Regions from separate parts of the Homo sapiens genome. Here region 1 is linked to region 2. A link is a contact called in ENCODE Hi-C or POLR2A ChIA-PET data. All regions are on one chromosome and are shown on one strand. Each heading gives the region's core, a stretch centred on a gene start or an enhancer-like site at or near the end of the contact. The rest is flanking DNA. Distances are from core to core; before and after follow the strand shown.

Region 1 (5,346 bases), core at 2,209-4,708, 68 kb before region 2:
ATGCTTGAGCCCACTCGCCCAGCTCCTGAGATCTTATCGGGAAGCTGCTGATCACCAGTTCCAGGTGCTTTCTATCTATTGGGAAACTGCCTTTCCCTGGTGTTGGTTGCAACCAATTATTATTTTAGAGAGACAGTTACCAACCACCTGACTGCTGGGTGAGGTGGCTCATGCCTGTAATCCCAGCACTTTAGGAGGCTGAGGTGGGTGGATTACCTGAAGTCAGGAGTTTGAGACCAGCCTGGCTAACATGGTGAAACCCCAGCTCTACTAAAAATACTAAATAAATAAATAAATAAATAAATAAGCAAGCTGGGTGTGGTGGTGGAGGCTGTAGTCCCAGCTACTCAGGAGGCTGAGGTGGGAGGATCACTTGAGCTGGGGAGATGGAGGCTGCAGTGAGCTGAGATGGCTCCACTGCACTCCAGCCTGGGCAACAGAGCAAGACTCTGTGTCAACAAACAACAACAGGCCGGGTGCGGTGGCTCACACCTGTAATCCTAGCACTTTGGGAGGCCGAGGTGGGAAATCACCTGAGGTCAGGAGTTCGAGACCAGCCTGGCCAACATGGTGAAACCCCGTCTCTACTAAAAATACAAAAGTTAGCAGGGTATGGTGGTGGGCGCCTGTAATCCCAGCTACTCGGGAGGCTGAGGCAGGAGAATCGCTTGAACCTGGGAGGCGGAGAATGCAGTAGCCAAGATCACACCATTGTGCTCCAGCCTGGGCAACAGAGCAAGCCTCCGTCTCAAAAACAAAAAACAGGCCCGGCGTGGTGGCTCATGCCTGTAATCCCAGCACTTTGGGAGGCTGAGGCAGGCGGATCACCTGAGGTCGGGAATTTGAGACCAGCCTGACCAACATGGAGAAACCCTGTCTCCACTAAAAATACAAAATGAGCCAGGCGTGATGGCACATGCCTGTAATCCCAGCTAATTGGGAGGCTGAGGCAGGAGAACAGCTTGAACCCGGGAGGCGGAAGTTGCTGTGAGCCGAGATCGCGCCATTGTACTCCAGCCTGGGCAACAAGAGAGAAATTCCGTCTCAAAAACAAAAAAACAAAAAGCAACAACAAAAACTCAACCATCTGACCATCACCTGGTGGCTGCCTGACATTCCTGGTTGTGGGGGTCTTGCCCTGCTCCTGTGTGACTAGCTCCCTACTGTAACAGAAGGCCTTCTCAACAAGGCTGCATAGCAGGGTGAGGCAGGGAGGGAGGCCAGAGAGAGGCTGTGCAGGCCAGGACCTGAGTTCTCTGTCCAAGTGAACACGAGTGTGGGGCCAGGTGTATTTATAACACAGGCCCGAACAAATGGGACCATGCCTCACATAAATCAGGCTATTTCCTTGGCAGGGGTAAAAATAGCCACATGGCATCCTGCACATGGCTGTGCGTGGAGCAGAGATGGCCCAGCCAACCCTGCACCCGCCCCCCACCCCCAACAAGGCCCCACCCGCTGGTCAAGCCCCATTTGCCCATCTGGACCAGGTTTCTTCTCCTCTCTCCTCCTCCCCCTTCTCCTCTTCCCCCTCCCCCTCCCCTCCCCCCGCCTCCTCCTCACTCTTCCCCTCCCCTTTCCCCTACTCCTCCTCCCTCTCCCACTCCCCTTCTCCTCCTCCCTCTCCCCTCCTCCTCCCCCTTCTCCTTCTCCTCCCCCTTCTCCTTCTCCTCCCCCTTCTCCTTTTCTTCCCCCTTCTCTTCCTCCAGCACCAGGCTTACTGCCTGCCCTGCGTCTCCCAAGACGGGTGCTGCCTCCCAAACTGAGCTGCTGGAGAAGAGGGGCCCGGTAGAGACGGCTGACTTGGGCTGGCTCAGGCCAGCTGCAGAGGAGACAGGACAGATCCCTGGGCAAAGTCAAGATGGAGAAACAGTCAGAGGCGGCAGCGGTTGCGGACTGTGAGGCGGAGAGACTTCAGTTGAAAGCCCCTAAAAAGCATCCGAGTGCGCTATTCGCTCCTCTGTGATCTGACAGCAGGTGAAACTGAGGCGGAAGGGAAGGGAGGAGCTCAGGGTGACCTGGAACCAGGGTTGAGCTGGGAGGAGACCCCTCTGCCGGTGTAGCCTGGGGTCTGCAGCAGGGTCATTTGGGGAGGCTCCTTATGATAAAGGCTCCAGGGCCTGCTTTGAGCCCCCCAAGACATAGACTCTCTGGGGTTGGGGCCAGAGCTACATTTTATTTTTTTAATTGATCATTTTATATTTATTTGTATTTTTTAAGAGACAGGGTCTTGCTCTGTTGCCCAGGCTGGAGTGCAGTGGTGTGATCATGGCTCACTGCAGCCTTGACCTCCTGGGCTCAAGCGATTCACCCACCTCAGCCTCCGCGGTAGCTGGGCCCACAGGTGCACATGCTGCCATGTTTAGCTAATTTTTAATTTTTTTGTAGAGACAGAGTCTTGCTATATTGCCCAGGCTGGTCTTGAACTCCTGGCCTCAAGCAATCCTCCTGCCTCAGCCTCCTGAGTAGCTGGGATTACAGGCATGAGCCACTGCATCTGGTGCAGAGCTGCATTTTTTTTTTTTTTAGACAGAGTTTTGCTCTTGTTGCCCATGCTGGAGTGCAATGGCATGATCTTGGCTCACTGCAACCTCTGCCTCCCGGGTTCAAGCAATTCTCCTGCCTCAGCCTCCTGAGTAGCTGGGGCTACAGGCATGTGCCACCATGCCTGGCTAATTTTTTTGTATTTTTAGTAAAGACGGGGTTTCACCATGTTGGCCAGGCTGGTCTTGAACTCCCAATCTCAGGTGATCCACCCGCCTCAGCCTCCCAAAGTGCTGAGATTACAGGCATGAGCTACCGTGCCTGGCCCCAGAGCTACATTTTAAACAACTCCCCATCCCCGTGCAGCTCCAAGAGCCACTGTCCCTGCCTTAAGTATCCCAGGCCCTCCCGACCTCCACTCTGATGCAGCCCCCACCAGAAGACTGGCGCCTTGGGAGGTGGGAGGCAGGACAGGGTCAAGGTGTCCCTCTGTGCCCTCCCTGCCATCCCTTCCCCTTGGGCCAGCCAGTTTTCCAGCTGTCTCTAGGTCAACAACCGTGGGAAAAAGTGACCGGGTGGAAAAGCAACCTATTTGGGGCATGATCACACTCTGCCCTGGTCACCCAGTTCTCCCGTGTCCCAGCCTCTCTCTGAAGGATCCATTCCTGGTTGGGGGTGCAGGGATGCAACCTTCCTAGGGATCAGGCCCCGGGTCAGGTCTGGGAAGGGCCGGTAGGGAAGGACCTGCTAGGGGCCATTCATAAGCACATTCATTCAATCCACACAACACGTGTTTGCAGCAGCTATTATTATCTCTGTTTTTACACACTGGAATTTGAACTGGGGTCTCTCCAACCACAACCCAGGGTCTAGATCACAGTGGAAAACTCCAAATTCCTTTTGTGTCCAAGCTCAGGACTGTCACACAGCTGCCTCCAGCGTCTCTCTCCCATAATGTCCAGGGTGTGGGCGTCCAGCCTCGGCCCAACCAGCGGGTGGCAAGGTGCCCTCTCCACCCTCTCTGGAGTCCTGGAGTCCGGCCCTCTTCCAGGGCAGTGGCCTCTGCCTGGCAGAACATCACCATGCCCTGGGCGCTGAGGGTAGAGGCTCTCGTCCTGGCAGAGGCTGCAGGCACGTAATTCATTTAATTGGACTTCAGCGGTGGTTCTGGCCACACCACACCCCAGGAGACCTCGGAGGAGTTACTCTTCTCTGAGCTTCCTTTGTGTAACTGTCAGAGCCGTTTGAACCAGAGTGACTCCACCTTGAAGAGCAGCTGGGTAAAATGAGGCTGACACTGGCTGGGCTGCATTCCCAGGCGGTTAAGGCATTCTAAGTCACAGGATGGGATAGGAGGTCGGCAAGTCCGATATCACAAGATACAGGTCCAAAGACTTTGCTGATGAGGCAGGATGCAATAAAGAAGCTGGCCAAAACCCACCAAAACCAAGATGGCGACTAAAGTGACCTCTGGCCACCCTCACTGCTCATTAATGGTAATTAAAATATATTAGCATGGCGTATAGGCACAGTGGCTCACTCCTGTAATCCCAGCACTTTAGGAGGCTGAGGCAGGTGGATCACGAGGTCAGGAGTTCAAGACTAGCCTGGCCAATATGGTGAAACCCCATCTCTACCAAAAATACAAAAATTAGCCGGGCGTGGTGGCACGCGTCTGTAGTCACAGCTACTCGGGAGGCTGAGGCAGAAGAATCGCTTGAACCCAGGAGGTGGAGATTGTAGTGAGCCGAGATCGTGCCACTGCACTCCAGCCTGGGTGACAGAGCGAGACTCCGTCTCAAAAACAAAATATATATATACACACACACACAGATATATTAGCATACAAAAGACACTCCCAACCAGCCCCATGACAGTTTACAAATGCCATGGCAATGTCCAGAAATTACACTATATGGTCTAAAAGGGGGAGGAACCGTCATTTCTGGGAATGGCCTGCCCGTGTCCTGGAAAAGTCATGAATAATCCACACCTTGTTTAGCATATGATCAAGAAATAACCATAAAAATAGCCAGTCGGCAGCCCTGGGGTTTGCTCTGCCTATGGAATAGCCATTCTGTATTAGTCTGTTTTCACACTGCTGATAAAGACATACCCAAGACTCGGTAATTTATAAAGAAAAAGAGGTTTAATGGACTCACAGTTCCACGTGGCTGGGGAGGCCTCACAATCATGGTGGAAGGTGGAAGCCATGTCTTACATGGTGGCAGGCAAGAGAGCACTTGTGTAGAGAAACTCCCCTTTATAAAACCATCAGACTTGTAAGACTTATTCACTATCATGATAACAGCATGGGAAAGACCCACCCCCATGAGTCAATTACCTCCCACCGAGTCCCTCCCAGCACATGCGGGAATTGTGGGAGTTACAATTCAAGATGAGATATGGGTGGGGACACAGACAAACCACATCACATTTTTTTATTCCTTTACTTCTCTAATAAACTTGCTTTCATTTGCTGGACTTGCTCCAATTCTTTCTTGTGCAAGGTCCAAGAACCCTCTCTTGGGCTCTGGATCTGGACCCCTTTCTGGTAACACAAACAACACTTGATGAGCACAGAACCCACAGACAGGCCCCTCTTATCCAGTTCTAAACTGGGAATTCTCTCATTCATTCTACAGGCATTCATGGAGGACCTCTTATGGGAAAGGCGTTATTCCTGGGTTGGGGGTAGAGCAGGGGACAGGACAGGCAAGGTCCCTGTACACCTGGCACTTACATTCTAGAGAACATCAATGCTGGGCACAGTGTCTCACGCCTGTAATCCCAGCACTTTGGGAGGCCGAGGAGGATGGATCACCTGAGGTCAAGAGTTCAAGACCAGCCTGGCCAACATAG
Region 2 (5,513 bases), core at 1,254-3,753:
AAACGATGAAAAGCAAGTGTTCACTGTCTCACAGGGAGAACTAGGCAAAGGATGACTGAAAAATCAGTTCAAACCACTAATCCTTAAACTCACAGCCTTACCTTGCCCAGCACATTTATCTACACATGAGAGCCATTACTAAGACAAACACAGACTAGGAAGCAGAGGAACTCCGCCGCCACCGCACAGGAGCCGCGGGGGTACCCTGGAGAGGACGATCAGCCTCAGGGCAGGCCATCTAGAAGAATTACCAATAACACCAACCCATTCGTCTCTCTATAAAGTGCTGACATCTGTGCTCTGGAACTTACAGCTGAGAGAGCACAAAACTTGTCTGACTCAGCACAGTCCAGGAAGTCAAGCAGCTCAATCTCAAACAGGACAGTGGTGTTTGGGGGGATCAAGGGAGGGCAGCCCAGCGTTCCATAGGCGTAGTTCGGTTTGAACAGAAACCTGGCCAGCTCTCCTCTCCGCATGCTCAGAAGGCCCAGCTCCATGCCCCACAGTGTAATATCTGTAAGAATGGACAAAGAAGGTGGGTGAAGCTTGCTCAGTATCCTGCTCAGTGCTATCAGTTTCTTCCCCCTCTAAGTCAGCAGTACTCTGGCCTCCATGTCTCCCTCACACAGTTCCCTCTTCCTGCAATGTCTTCCTCCTGAGCCTGTGCCCAGCTTCTACTGATATAAATTTTATTCAAACTTCCAGGCTCAGTTCAAATGCCCCCACTTCCAGGAAGCCTTCCCTGAACCTCCCAGCTAGAATTAATCATGCCTTCATTAAGCACACCCACAACACTGCTTTCACCTCCCAGGCACTCATCCGATTCTACCAAGTGAGCTGAGTGCAGGTCAGTCTCCTCCACTACATTGTGAGGTCCTTAAGGGTGGAGATGTTCTAATCTTCTGAGTACATCCTCTCTTTTCACCATGTATTGTGGGAAGTAAGTATTCGATTGAGTTTTACTTAATAAATGAACAAAGAAACATTCCCAGTGGTTAGTTAAGTCAGAGTGCAAAGATTATACCTTGCCCGTTAAGCCATCTCCCAAATGCCTAGGTCTCAAGGGGAGAGAACATGGCTGTGTTACCAAAACCCAGCCTCAGCAAAGCCAACTCAAAGAACCTGCGCTCTGAGCAGTCTTCCCAGCCTGAGGCATCGTGCCTCATCTAGCCCCTAAACAATTCCTTCTTCTCCAGCTCCCACTCTGAACCTACCCTCTCCAAGTTTCATTAGCCGAGGAGTTTTCCTAAAGTAATTAGAATCGAAGGGTCTGTCCATGTGTTCCAGGTATCCCGAGTATTTCACTAGGATAGAAGAAAGAATGTAAGGAAAATGGACCAAAAACACCCACGCCACCATAATATCGAGTCTCTCATGATCACACAGAAACAATGTGAACAGATGAGCTTAAGCTGCCCGACACCCCGAGGTACAGGAATAAATCTTCTCTCTGCATTTTGGGTGCCGGCCCTTTGGCTCAGAGGTTCAAGAGCTTTGCGGAAGCATCACACAAAGGGGACATAGGAGTCCCTAGCTTTCGTCTTAAAAAAACTAATTCAGGCCGGAAGCAGCGGCTCATGCTTGTAATCCCAGCTACTGGGGAGGCTGAGGTGGGAGGCTCACTTGGGTCCAGGAGTCTGAGACCAGCCTGGGCAACATAGAGTCCCCCATATCTACAAAAATATTAAAAATTAGCCGGGCATGGTGGATCGCGCCTGTAAATCCCTTATTTGGGAGGCTGAGGCAGGAGAATCACGAGCCCAGGAGGTGGAGGCTGCAGTGAGCTATGATCGCACCACTGCACTCCAGCCTGGGCAACTGAGCAAGACCCCGTTTCAAAAACAAAAAACAAAAATCCACTTCAAACAAAGCATTTCCAACCCCATTAAGTGCTTTTTGAAAATGAGGCCTCTCTCTTCCCAACAGAGTGCGATGACATGGATCCTGAGGACAAACCGCCCCAGGGCGTACCTAGCACCGAAGCATCAGGCGCCACTAGGTCTCCAGCTCCTTCTCGGATGACGTCCTTCAGCACGCCCCGGTCCCCCGAGATGTCCAGCATCCTCTGACTTAACCGCTCGTACAGGGACTGATGGAGAATGAAAGCCAGGCCTCAGAGCCGCAGACCCACCCGGCCACCCCTCAGCGTCTACGCCCCCGAAACGTCTGGGCCCTCACCTGGCCGGGGGCGTCGTCCCCTTCCAGGACTCCCTGGTTTAACGCGCTTCCCCCCATGTCCTAGCTGCCCTCCCTGTGGCGTGAGCCTTCGGCCTGGTGCGCCCCGCTGCCCTCCCTGGCTGTGACTCTGGTGGGGTTCCGAAGGCCCCTTTATGCCCGGCAGACCCCTACCGACGGCGGCATTCCATTCTGGGGCCACGAGGAGGCACTCATCGTTTCGTTCCAACCGCCGCCAACGGCCCTGGCCCTCGCGAGCTCTGGAACTACAGAGGCCACGCGGTGAGGTGCGAGGTATGATCCGTAATGGGAGCGCACGAAACATGATGGGACACGTAACGGGACCACGCAGGGCACGTTGGGTACGTGCAGGGGCGCGAGGTGGCGGCACGTAATGGGAGCGCGCAGAGCATGATGGGGCACGCGCGGTAGCGCGAGGCGGGGCATGTAACCATAGCGTGCGGGTCATGATGAGGCACGGACGTGGGGGGTTAGGTGGGGCACGTAATTGGAGCTCGCGGGGCAGGATGGGGCATCTAACTGGAGCGACAGAGAGCACGATGGGGCACTTACAGGGGCCGGAGGCTGGGTACGTAACGAGAGCGAGCGGGAAATGATGGGGCACCTAACGAGCACGCAGAGCATGATGGGGCACGGGTGCGAGGTGGGGCGCACAGTGGGAGCGCGTGGGGCATGATGAGACACATGGCGAGGCCATCAGGGCACAGGGGAAGCACTTTTGGAACACGTGAGTGACAGGGCTGCCGCCCTTGAAGGAGCCCTCGGAGTGGCTGCGTGGTGGGGCACGTGGGGCAGGTTCAGGAAAAAGGATGCAGCATGTGATTGCAGGGCAACCTGGTGAGGACACGAGAGCCACCTGCCACCAGCAGGGTTCAGGGCTCCCAGCTGTGGGTTACTTCCACCTTCTTTCACTTTCTCTCTTCCATTGTGTTCTAGAGAATTTAGGCCCAGACAAGACACTGATTGATTGATTGATTGATTGATTGACAGAGGCTCGTTCTGAGCCCAGGCTGGAGTTCAGTGATGGATCTCAGCTCACTGCAGCCGCCACTCCCTGGGCTCAAGAGATCCTCTTGCCTCAGCCTCCCGAGTAGCTGGGATTACAGAACTGCACCACCAGGCCCAGCTAATTTATTTTTTAGTTTTTAATTTGCTGGAAAGATGGTTTGTAGCTTTGTTGCTAGGCTGGTCTTGAACTCCTGGCTTCAAGTGATCCTCCAGTCTTGGCCTCCCAAAGTGCTGGGATTATAGGCGTAAGCTACAGCCAACTTTCAATACTGCCCCATTGGGGGTTAAGTTTCCAACACATGAAATTAGGAGGATACATTCAAACCACAGCAGTATATTATGACCATAATATTCATTAACTGTATAACAGGACAGGCGCGGTGGCTCACACCTGTAATCCCAGCACTTTGGGAGGCCAAAGCCGGTGGATCGCTCCAGGTCAGGAGTTTGAGACCAGCCTGCCCCACATGATGAAACCCCATCTCTACTAAAATTACAAAGAATTAGCCGGGCATGGTGGCAGGCGCCTGTAACCCCAGCTACTTGGGAGGCTGAGGCAGGAGAATCACTTGAACCCGGGAGGCGGAGGTTGCAATGAGCCAGATTGCGCCACTGCACTCCAGCCTGGGTAACAAGAGCAAAACTCTGTCTCAGAAAACAAACAAAACCTGTATAACAGAGTGTCATTGAATTTCTAAACGTTGAAAGACTTCACATTAAAAAAAAAACTCACAATTCAATATTATTGAGTGAAAGTAACCAGACACAAAAGAGTACATTCTATATGATGCTGTTTATGTGAAATTCAAAAACAGTCCACATGACAACATGGTAATAAGGACAGTGGCTGTCCTTGTTAGGAGTTATGACTGGGAGGAGGCAGGAGGGAGCTTTCTGGAATCACTCTACATCTTGTTCTTGAGAGTGGGTGTATATACATCAAGTGTTTATCAAGCTGTGTGGTTAAGATTTGCACACTTGTATATGTTATACCTTGATTTAAAAAATCTAAGTAAATAAGGATACCTTTGAATATCTTAAAAAAAAAAAAAAAAGAGGCCAGGCTTGGTGGCTCACACCTATAATCCCAGCACTTTGGGAGGCTGAGGTAGGAGGATTGCTTGAGGCCGGGAGTTCAAAACCAGCCCAGGCAACAAAGCGAGACCCCTGTCTCTACTAAAATAAATAAAACAATAAAATGAAAAAAAATAGAGAGATTGAATCATCATCTGCCAGTTTGTATTAGAAAAAAAGAGAGAGAGAGGGAAGGCTGGGTGCAGTAAGGCTCACGCCTGTAATCCCAGCACTTTGGGAGGCCAAGGTGGGAGGATTGCTTGAGCCCAGAAGTTGAAGACCAGCCTGGGCAACAAAGCAAGACCCGGTATCTAAAAAAATTTTTTAAATATTAGCTTGGCATGGTGGCATGCACCTGTAGTCCCAGCTACTCAGGCAGCTGAGGTAGGAGGATGGCTTGAGCCTAGGAGTTGGAGGCTACAGTGAGCTATGACCACGCCACTGCACTCCAGCCTGGGCAACAGAGCAACAAGCTGTCTTTCCCCACCCCCCAGCCCCCCCGCCCAAAAAAAGGAGAGTAAGAGCAAGAGTTTGAGATTCAGAAAGAACTGTTTCCCAGCACCTATCTGCTCCTGTTGGGGTCATGAGGTGTGGACGGTGTACCCAGTCCCTCTGTTTCTGCCCCTCCTCCACAGTGGCCAAGGCCAGCACCTGAATGTTATCAGAGCAGGCCCAACAAAGGCTGCCTCCCCAGTCCCGTGATGTAACCCAGTTTCCACCTGATTCTGGTGACCTTGGGGACACAGGGGTGTTGCTGGGAAAGGGGAGGAGAGAAGGGGCAGAGACCAGGCAGTGGTGCAGGCGTCCAGCTGCATTTCCCACTTCTGACTCTGTGCCTGCTGTTCCCTGCTGGGAAGAAGGAAAGCCAGTGATGCTGGCTTGAGGCTGTAGTGGGAGGCCCAGCGGATTGTGAGAAGCCAGGTATTCCAATGTCGGGCTCCCCCGGGGGCTGCTGGTGCTGCTTCTGTCTCATTGACAAGCTTTCATAGGGGAGCAGGTGGGAGATCAGGGTAGAGGCCTTGTAGGTTCCAGGCTCTCTAGAATTACCTGGGAGTGTCACCTATAAGTGTAGAGTTCTGGGTCTCACTGGAGACCCCCTGAAGAAGATCCTTTGAAGGTGGGCCTCTAGAATCTCTATTACACCTATGCTTTCAACAGTTTCCCGAAAGTTTGGGAACTGATCTAGAAGGTGGGGAGCTTGCCTAGGTTTTGCTGTTCAGTTCTAGGTCCGGATG

What was found. A loop is a pair of places that touch in the nucleus more often than their neighbours do. ChIA-PET counts read pairs that join two places held with the same protein, here RNA polymerase II (POLR2A). Pooled maps may share reads with other maps.
Region 1: a loop to region 2 is called in a map of mammary epithelial cell, with 5 times the contacts of the local background. The contact joins the enhancer-like site here to the promoter of FKBP6 in region 2. A Hi-C loop is called at or near these places in 5 of 168 maps with a recorded cell type or tissue (GM23248, adrenal gland, mammary epithelial cell and 2 more) and 1 of 50 pooled maps. POLR2A ChIA-PET finds 5 or more read pairs at or near these places in 8 of 52 experiments (Caco-2, H1, HEK293T and 5 more).

What each region holds. Positions count from the first base shown.
Region 1 is chr7:73,394,088-73,399,433 of GRCh38, reverse strand. No RefSeq gene overlaps it. Among named protein-coding and RNA genes, the nearest start is that of FZD9, 37 kb to the left of the region's middle. RefSeq lists enhancers at 3,045-3,545, 3,546-4,046. Within about 2 kb of position 3,458, at least 4 of the 41 ENCODE cell types and tissues checked have a DNase peak (open chromatin) inside an H3K27ac peak, as active enhancers do; they include psoas muscle, where a contact is called at or near this core.
Region 2 is chr7:73,325,151-73,330,663 of GRCh38, reverse strand. It overlaps FKBP6 (FKBP prolyl isomerase family member 6 (inactive)), which reads right to left and starts at 2,503. Exons shown (of 9, transcript NM_003602.5): 1 at 2,179-2,503; 2 at 1,972-2,089; 3 at 1,215-1,304; 4 at 312-514. The coding sequence starts at 2,235. It overlaps TRIM50 (tripartite motif containing 50), which reads left to right and starts at 2,582. Exons shown (of 7, transcript NM_178125.3): 1 at 2,582-2,764.